Regions from separate parts of the Homo sapiens genome. Here region 1 is linked to region 2. A link is a contact called in ENCODE Hi-C or POLR2A ChIA-PET data. All regions are on one chromosome and are shown on one strand. Each heading gives the region's core, a stretch centred on a gene start or an enhancer-like site at or near the end of the contact. The rest is flanking DNA. Distances are from core to core; before and after follow the strand shown. Region 1 has its middle 22 kb from the start of LINC02397. Region 2 overlaps LINC01619 (long intergenic non-protein coding RNA 1619).

Region 1 (4,365 bases), core at 619-3,118, 500 kb before region 2:
TTTTAAAAAAATGCATTGGTGCTTACATCCATAGCTTAATCTAGTCTTTTAAAAAGCTATACGATAACATTCAAAGATTCAGAATTTTTTTTTTTTTTTGAGACCGAGTGTCATTCTGTCTCCCAGGCTGGAGTTCAGTGGCATGATCTCAGCTCACTGCAACCTCTGCCTCCCGGGTTCAAGCGATTCTTCTGCCTCAGCCTCCTGAGTAGCTGGGACAACAGGCATGTGCCACCACATCCAGCTAATTTTTGTATTTTTAGTAGAGACGGGGTTTCACCATATTGGCCAGGCTGGTCTCGAACTCCTGACCCTGTGATCCGACCGCTTCGGCCTCCCAAAGTGTTGGGATTACAGGCGTGAGCCTCCATGCCTGGCCAAAGATTCATATTTTTATATAATTTGTCCAAGACTGTATGTGTCTTATTAACAAGCAGCAGAAAAAACAACTGGCATAGGCTAAAACACTAGCAGGGTATTTGTTGGCTTACAGAGCTGAAAAAACCAAGTAGATTGGGATTCAGCTGATGAACTAAAGTGGCTATCAATGTCACCACAAACTCAGTTTATTTCCATAGATCTGCCCTGCCTTTCAAGGTAGCATCCTCTTTCTAAGGCTAACTCACCTCACATTAGCAGTATGACAGCCAACAGTTCCTAATATAATGATCTTTATCTTTCACCATCAGTGATTGCGCCTTGCCTTGTAGTTCTGTCAGAAGAGAAATGATTTTCTATTCCAGAGACCCTCACAAAATACCACCTGAGCCTCATTGGTCCAAAGCGGTCATGTGTTCACCTTTAAATCAATCAAAGGCCAGAAAATTGGGCAGTGATGATTGGTTTAAAGCAAACAAGATCCGTGGTTGTAGCTGAGAATGGGGTGAATTCCATTCAAACTGCATGGCTAAGCAAGGGGAAAATCAGTCTACTAATCCCATGAAGAAGAAGCAGATGAGGCAGGACTTAGATCGAGATCTTTCTGGCTCCTAAGCCCATGATTTTGCAAGTAAACAATACAGTTTCTGATCTCCAGAAGCTTTAAGTCTTAAGGGAGACAGGGAAACCTACCATAGTAATATGACAATTGCTCTGAGCAAGTTCTAAGGCAGTGTTGTGGAGCTCAGCGTACCTTTAAATGGCAAACCAGAGTCTTTAAGAGTCCAGCCAAATCCTAGTTCTGTCACTGGCTGTGTGATCTTGTGTGAGGTACTTAGCCTTTTCACGACTCAGTGTCTTATCTGCAAAATGGAGCCAATAATAGTATTCACCTTACAGGGATTAAATGAGGACAATATTTGTAAAGTGCATTAAAAATGCATAGTATATATTATAATAGGTTATTGTTAAATAAAAGAAACAGGAAGTAACCTCTATTTAGGTACAACGATGATGAGGATGATGATGATAAGATGATAAAATCATCTATCACCACTCTGTATCAGGCACTCTTTGAATCTCTGGGGATACAAATGCCCATAAATCACAGTTTCTGTCCTCAAAGAACTTGTAGTTTATTGGCAGAAGGAGGTAATTCGTAATGCGATGAACCCGTTATGACATTTGAGGTAATCCGGGGCCTTCCGGGTGACTGGGAGCCCAGGGAAGGAAACCATGAGCAGTGGAAATTCAGTGTCTACATGTCCAATTACCCTCTCATTAGCTATTTTGAAATGGCAAATAGAGGAGACTATTTTGGGGGCCCAGGGAATTGAGGGATTAACATAATTGTCAGTTTTAGATGTATTTCCTTATTCTCCCCTGTCGAGTTTGAGTTCCTCTTTCGATCATATAAGATGTTATGTACAAATGTGAAGCATCTCAACTACCATGTAAAGGTGACACGATGGCTTGTCTTCCTCCTTCTGGGGTGTGCAAAAAGCCACACTAGGAAATGATGAAATACTTTCCCTAGAAAACAGAAAGACCTCATGTTTTCATGACTTGGAGACTGAGGTAACCTTCGCTTTCTGACATACTTCTAGCAGAGTTTAGGAAGAAGACTCATTCAAGGAAACATCTCCTGTATTCCTTCTTCTTGTCTCCAAAGCTGAGTCTTGTTTGCTAGCTATAGAAGAACAGCATGCTATTTATTCATCACTCCAAAATACTGTAAAATCTAGAACTTAAATGACATAGATTAGTAATAAACCTTGTAGAAAGTATTGTGTTTATAATAGTTATTCATGTACTAGTGAGATTATACTTACTCATTTTTCTTTTCAGTGAAGCGATGCCCATGAAATTGTCCAAGGGAAGATGGCTAGTAGTAGTAGAATGAGCTTTAGAGTTGGCTATCAACAAATTTAGTGAAAAACCTAGTGAAGCTTCCAAATCTCCAGTAGTATCTGACCAATTGTTTGTTATATCTATAAATACTCTCTCACCTCTACAGAAAGATATATAATAAATATTCCTCAGTGATGTGATGTTTGGCTCCACTACATCTTGCAGATGGAATCTGGGTATAGTCTGTGGTTAGTCCAGGTAGCAGGATCTTAGAGTAAGTCTGCTTCAGTGTTGCAATTAGAATTCAATAGAATTCTGTATTTGGTACCTCAACTCACTGATATATTTAGAGAACTGTATGAATATTCTTTCCCCCACAATGTTCATGAAATATTGAAGTAATTAGGCAGAAAATAACTTTTTTTTAAAGAAAATATATATTTTTTGGCTAGTTGTGGTGGCTCATGCCTGTAATCCCAGCACTGTGGGATGCTGAGGCAGGCGGATCACTTGAGGTCAGGAATTTGAGACCAGCCTGGGCAATGTGGTGAAACCCCATCTCTACTAAAAATACAAAAATTAGCCAGGTGTGGTGGCGGGTGCCTGTGATCCCAGCTACTCAGGAGGCCGAAGTGGGAGAATTGCTTGAACCTGGGAGGCAGAGGTTGCAGTGAGCCAAGATGGCGCCACTGCACTCCAGCCTTGGCGATAGAGTGAGACTCCGTCTTAATAATGAAAAAATATATATAAATATTTTTGTCATTCTTTAATCTCAAAAATAAAGGCTAGTGGAGGCATACCATCTTAATGATGGTACTCTCTTCCTCTTATTGAAAGAATCCACTAATAATCTCGGTTAAGCAAGCTATTGTCACAAAAATGGAGTATGAAAACATCCACACAGATGGTTTGCTTTGAATTTTCTTAATTTTAAATATTAGATTTGAAACATACCAAACAAAAAAACCCAACTGCATTGTAATAATAGAGTTTCTCTTCTGTTTTTTACATAGCTATCCATTTAAGAAAGACATTTATCCAAGAAATTCCTGTGCTGAGTATAGGGCTTAATCTCACACACAGACTTTCCCACATTTGATCCTGAATAGGCTGCTGAATGATAAGGTGATAAGATGAACAAAGCAACACCAGCAGGTTGTTTTTCTTTTTTTCTCTCTCTCCTTTTTAAAGGAACAATAGGTTTTTTGTGTGGGTCTCCAAATGACAAAATAGCTTACTAAAAAATGCAGGTTTGAAACTAGTTGAGGTTTCATTGCAGTTTAAAAGTCCTTTCCAAGCTTAGATTAATGCATTGATAATTGAAAACTATCTGGACACATTATATGTTCTAGATATTAATCTGAGGCTTTCATGAGTATCTACACCTTCAGACCTCCACATTACCTAAGCTCCCTAAATCCTTTCTGGAAGAAGGCAGGGAATAAATACACCCATTGGTTAAATTAAATTAAATTTAATACAGTTGTTTCACATTTTTTGCGATGGCTTTCAATCTAGAGTATCTGTTCCTCTTACCTACTCAGCCTCATTAAAGATGCAACTGCCTAACAGCTTCATAAGAGCTGTGTTATAATCTGAATTCAATGATTTTTTAGGGCAGTGTGAAATAACTTCAAGGATAATTTTACAACACAATGAGCCAAAGGCATTAATTTCATTTTGCTGCTGTTTTTTTTTTCTATTTAAAAAGATGGAATTTGCTTTTTCTGGAGAGATGTCTACCATAAGATGGTTTGCTTACAGTTATGTTCATGTGAACATAAACATCTCCCAGCCACAGAATTTCACACGGAAATCAAAGAAAGGAAGGCTCTGCTGTTAAGGCTAATGTTTGTCATCACATAAACTACCAGAGACATCAGCCAATACCAATGGCAATGGGTTGTCTGTGACTTAATACCATTTTATTGACCACTGAGGGCAGAGTTTAAGCACTTCCAGTACATGAGTGCACTGGGGATATACAATTGTCCTGAACACTTAATTGAGTGTCTTTCCCTGGAATTTGTTTGAAGTGAGTCTCCAAGGCTCGAAACTTCTGGGCCTAGCTCTCATGTGCTTATGAGACCAGGTGTGCTTTATGAAAAGATATAGCTAGCCTCTGGCTTGTCTTTT
Region 2 (4,092 bases), core at 233-2,732:
ATGTAGTATAGTGTGAGCCTAGGGACGGTGGTTTGGGTCCTGAAACATCCACCTATTTTCAGAATGAACTAAAATAATTTCTTAGTTTCTTGATGTCACATTTTCATTATTTGTAAAATTAAAACAATGTTACCTTACCCAGGGCTATAATGGGAGAATAGAGAGGCACTGACACATCGAAGTTGGTCAGTAAATATTAGCTATCATCATCATCATCATCATCATCATTATCAACATCATCATCCAAGGGTTGGTGAACTATAGCTGGTGGGCCAAATCTCTCCTGTGGTCTGCTTTTATAAATAAAGTTTTACTGAACACAGTGTATTAATTTTCTTATTGTCTCTGGCTGCTTTTACATTACAACAACAGAATTGAGTCATGCCTTGCAAATCCTAAAATATTTGCCCTCTCATCCTTGATAGAAAAAGTTTGGAAACCTTCATCTAGAAAGTGGTCTAGCAAAGTGTGGTCCATGGATGAGTTTGATCTGCAAACTGCTTGTTATTGGTTCATGACAAGGTGAGTACAGAAACTGTGAATAATTATTTAGAAACTTATATAACAATTTAAGAATGCTAGTGACTTCTAAGTGCATTATTTTGACATCTAAGTGCATGATTTTGGTTTATACAAAAGTGTTGATTTGTGACTGATTGGAAATTTAAGAAAAAGAAAACCTGGCCTTTTCCACTGGAATAGAGTCGGGTGTTTTGTAATGGGATTTTGTTGTATTGGTGACTTAGTAAGACATATTCACGTGGCTTCAGATGGAAACATCTGGGGGCCCATCAGGTGGGAGTGACAAACATGTCCTGAGATTGCAATTGACCTGGGAAGGTTGATGAGCATGCACATTAATAACGTCACACAAATGGATTTTCTATGCAGATGGGTGGGCCAGCCACAGTTCACTTATCAGCTAATACAGTTGTAATGTGTTGCTTCATATCTGAGAGAAGGCAGCACCTTAGGATATTATGTGTGTCTCACTTACATATATAAATGAATTCCCTTTTGAGGTAGATGTATTTTAGTCAATAAGTCATCTTCTCTCAATAGTAAGCCAACAACTTTCCTGGAAATCTAGCAAAACAACAGTTCTATGACCAGCCTTATGTTTTGTTGCATGTGTGCATAAAAAATGCAGATTGACTCTTTCCTTTTCTGTTTTAGAATTGGTTCCAAACAGTAAAGCCGCCAGAAAAAACAGACAAACTCTTAGGAACAACAATGCCCATTATGTGTGGAGTAGAAGCTGCCAGACTTTGATTACTGGCCAGAGATTAACCCCTTTGGTGTCTTAGGGGGGAAAATGCCAAGTCTGAATCCAGACATTTCCAGGATTTTACAGTCATTCATGGTATGAGACCAGGCGATTTATAATGACTTGTGCAAAAAAAAAAAGACTATTGGGAGAAGGAAGTGCAAGTCAAAGGCCACGGCTCCTTGCTTCCTGAATTCTGCCATGACTAATTCCAGCAAGCGGACATAGACCTGATCACCTCTGCTTTTCCCTTTGCTAGCCTGCCTGGTCATGGATGAGAAGCACGCTGCTCTTGCTACCTTCATGTGGTGGTTTGGGTCCTGAAACATCCACCTATTTTCAGAATAAACTAAAATAATTTCTTAATTTCTTGAGGGCACATTTGCATTATTTGTAAAATTTAAACAATGTTACCTAACCCAGGGCTACAGTGGGAGAGTAGAGAGGGATTGACACATAGAAGTTGGTCAGTAAATGTTAGCTATCATCGTCATCATTATCATCATTATCAACATCATCATCCAAGGGTTGAATGATGTTTTTGTGTTTTTGTCCAGGTGTCAGAAGGAGGCTGGCAAATTTGGCACTCACAGAGGGAAACCTATGTGCTTCGTGAGGTCATTGCTTAGAGTACAACTGCTACCAAGAACATTCCCTGCAAACTCTTTTGTGATCAGTTTCTTCCCTTCTCTCATATACCCTCTGCAGGTCTACCAATTGCATTTTGAGAGCTCAGATAAGCAGAGAGCAATGCAATTTGTCACAGAAGGATGATTATGTATATGCACTGTCATGTGTATGTATGTGTATGTATATACGGTATGTGTATATATGCATATGTATATACAGTATGTGTATTTCATTTGTTCTTTTATCTTATCCTTCAATATGTATTTATTGATAATTTATTATGAGAGGCTGAGAATACCAAGTTAATTATAATTTATTATAATAATAGCTACCATTTATCAAGAACATATTGCATATCAACATTATGCTAAATATTTTATATACATATATTTTAATGCATTTAGTCACTTAAAAAACTTTATGAAATAGCCCCATTTTAGACATTAGTAAACCGAGTTCCAGAAAACTCAAGGGCACGCAGCTAGTTAATGTTAGAGCTAGGATCCGCATTCAGATCTGTTTGATGCAAAACCCATTCTCTTAATCACTTTGTTAAATTGCCTTCCCAAAGATGAATAACATGATACAAAGGCATTTACCTACTTTCTTGGATTCACAATCTGGTTGGCAAGAAAGGCATATGATGCAGAACATAAAAGGCTATAATACAGCTATGTACAAAATACCATGATTAACTTGTTCTCTTGCGGGGTGGGAGAAGGTGGAAGAGGGTAGAGGAAGGCCTCATAGGGCAAGTTGTGCTTGAGCTATGCCTCTGGGGTATGGGATACTCACACAGCAGAGAGAGAAAAGGTGGAGGCTGGAGAGGAGAGAGAGAGAGAGAGAAAGGGGGGGTGGGAAGGAGGGAGAGAGAGATTTCAGCTGGGTGTGACTTTGTTTTGTAGGATGAGACGTAGACTTGTTCAGGTGCAAAGAGACATCTGGAACTAGTTAGTGGGAAGTTCTTCAAGGCTGTTTCTCCACTGAACAAGCCCATATATTTTTCCTCTTTGTTCTCCTTTAGCTATTTCCATGCCTAACTCAAAGGAGACACAAGGAGAAAGTGAGCTCAGCCTGGATAAATTGGAGATTGTGATGACTTCTAGGAAGCCTCAGGAAAGAGAAACAAAGACAACACTGGCCTGCTGCTCTCTGCAATGGTGGGACCCTTGTGGGATAACTGTTTTAGGAATGAAGGTGTCTACCCTCTCTAGAAATGAAAATGCAAGTTTGGCTGTGGTTAAGTATTGGATGGAGGCAAAAAGAAACTGACATATTTTCTTCTTTTCAATTGTTTGATTCACCCTGAAGGGCATGGCTGCTTAATTTTTTTCTCCAGAGATAGGTGGACAGATAAAGACAGGAAAGTAACATCCACAGACTGCCCTCTGTGAAGGTGACAGTGATGAAAGGAATGCTTGATCTGAACACTGGTAAATAAAGTGACCGCATATTTCCCTAGCCAGGAGAGCAATCTGGCTCAAAAGAAACGAGAACAATGACATTACTGCCAGGCTGCTCCTAAGCCTTTGGCTATTCTGTTCAGTGCACAAAAAAAAGCAGTGAACATAGCTGTGACCTGCCTTGTTGGTAGTATCACAATTCTTTGGGGCTCCACTTTAAGAAATTGAGACCTACCTACCTTAATCCTTGGGGGGTTAAGCTTTCAGACTGGAATGATAACTGAACTATTCATTTGCAGTAATTCTGGGTTTTGTGCATATTTTAAAAAGGAATACCGGGCTTGCCTATATTCATTACAACGTCCTCCCAGCTTTCAAATCTTCCAATACAATGCCTCTTCTCTAGTCTTTTAAGCACATCCTGTGACTGGATATGATTATGGGAGATTTACATGCATCCTTGTCTATTGTATCAAAAGATCAGGGAATAAAATGCCCATCATTAAAACCCCAAAGTGATTGGATTGGCATGAGGAATGGGGATGGGGCTGGCATGGAAGAGAGGGTTCTGACTCTGAGATTTCATGAAATGCAAAACAATAGGACAGCTGCTCTTCCATAAACAGATTATTATTATTATTTCTACCTAGACAGCTTGATAGCAGCCATTATCTTCTTTCTGGGTGTCTTATCAAGTTCCGGCTGTGTGCAGCATGGGTGATAAGGAAAGAGAAATGTCACCCATGGGATTGCCAAGGATTATTTCTATGCACTGCTGTTCAGCAACAGCCA

Evidence for each region. Hi-C counts contacts between places; a loop is a spot of excess contacts on that map. ChIA-PET counts read pairs that join two places held with the same protein, here RNA polymerase II (POLR2A). Pooled maps may share reads with other maps.
Region 1: a map with no recorded cell type shows a loop between it and region 2 (2.3-fold over the local background). The contact joins two enhancer-like sites. A Hi-C loop is called at or near these places in 1 of 37 single-sample maps with no recorded cell type and 2 of 50 pooled maps. POLR2A ChIA-PET finds 5 or more read pairs at or near these places in 1 of 52 experiments (OCI-LY7).

The regions. Positions count from the first base shown.
Region 1 is chr12:92,486,399-92,490,763 of GRCh38, reverse strand. No RefSeq gene overlaps it. Among named protein-coding and RNA genes, the nearest start is that of LINC02397, 22 kb to the right of the region's middle. Within about 2 kb of position 1,868, at least 2 of the 41 ENCODE cell types and tissues checked have a DNase peak (open chromatin) inside an H3K27ac peak, as active enhancers do.
Region 2 is chr12:91,985,527-91,989,618 of GRCh38, reverse strand. LINC01619 (long intergenic non-protein coding RNA 1619) reads left to right here. Exons shown (of 5, transcript NR_132341.1): 3 at 426-522; 4 at 1,976-2,086; 5 at 2,922-4,092. Among named protein-coding and RNA genes, the nearest start is that of LINC02404, 110 kb to the right of the region's middle. Within about 2 kb of position 1,482, at least 3 of the 41 ENCODE cell types and tissues checked have a DNase peak (open chromatin) inside an H3K27ac peak, as active enhancers do.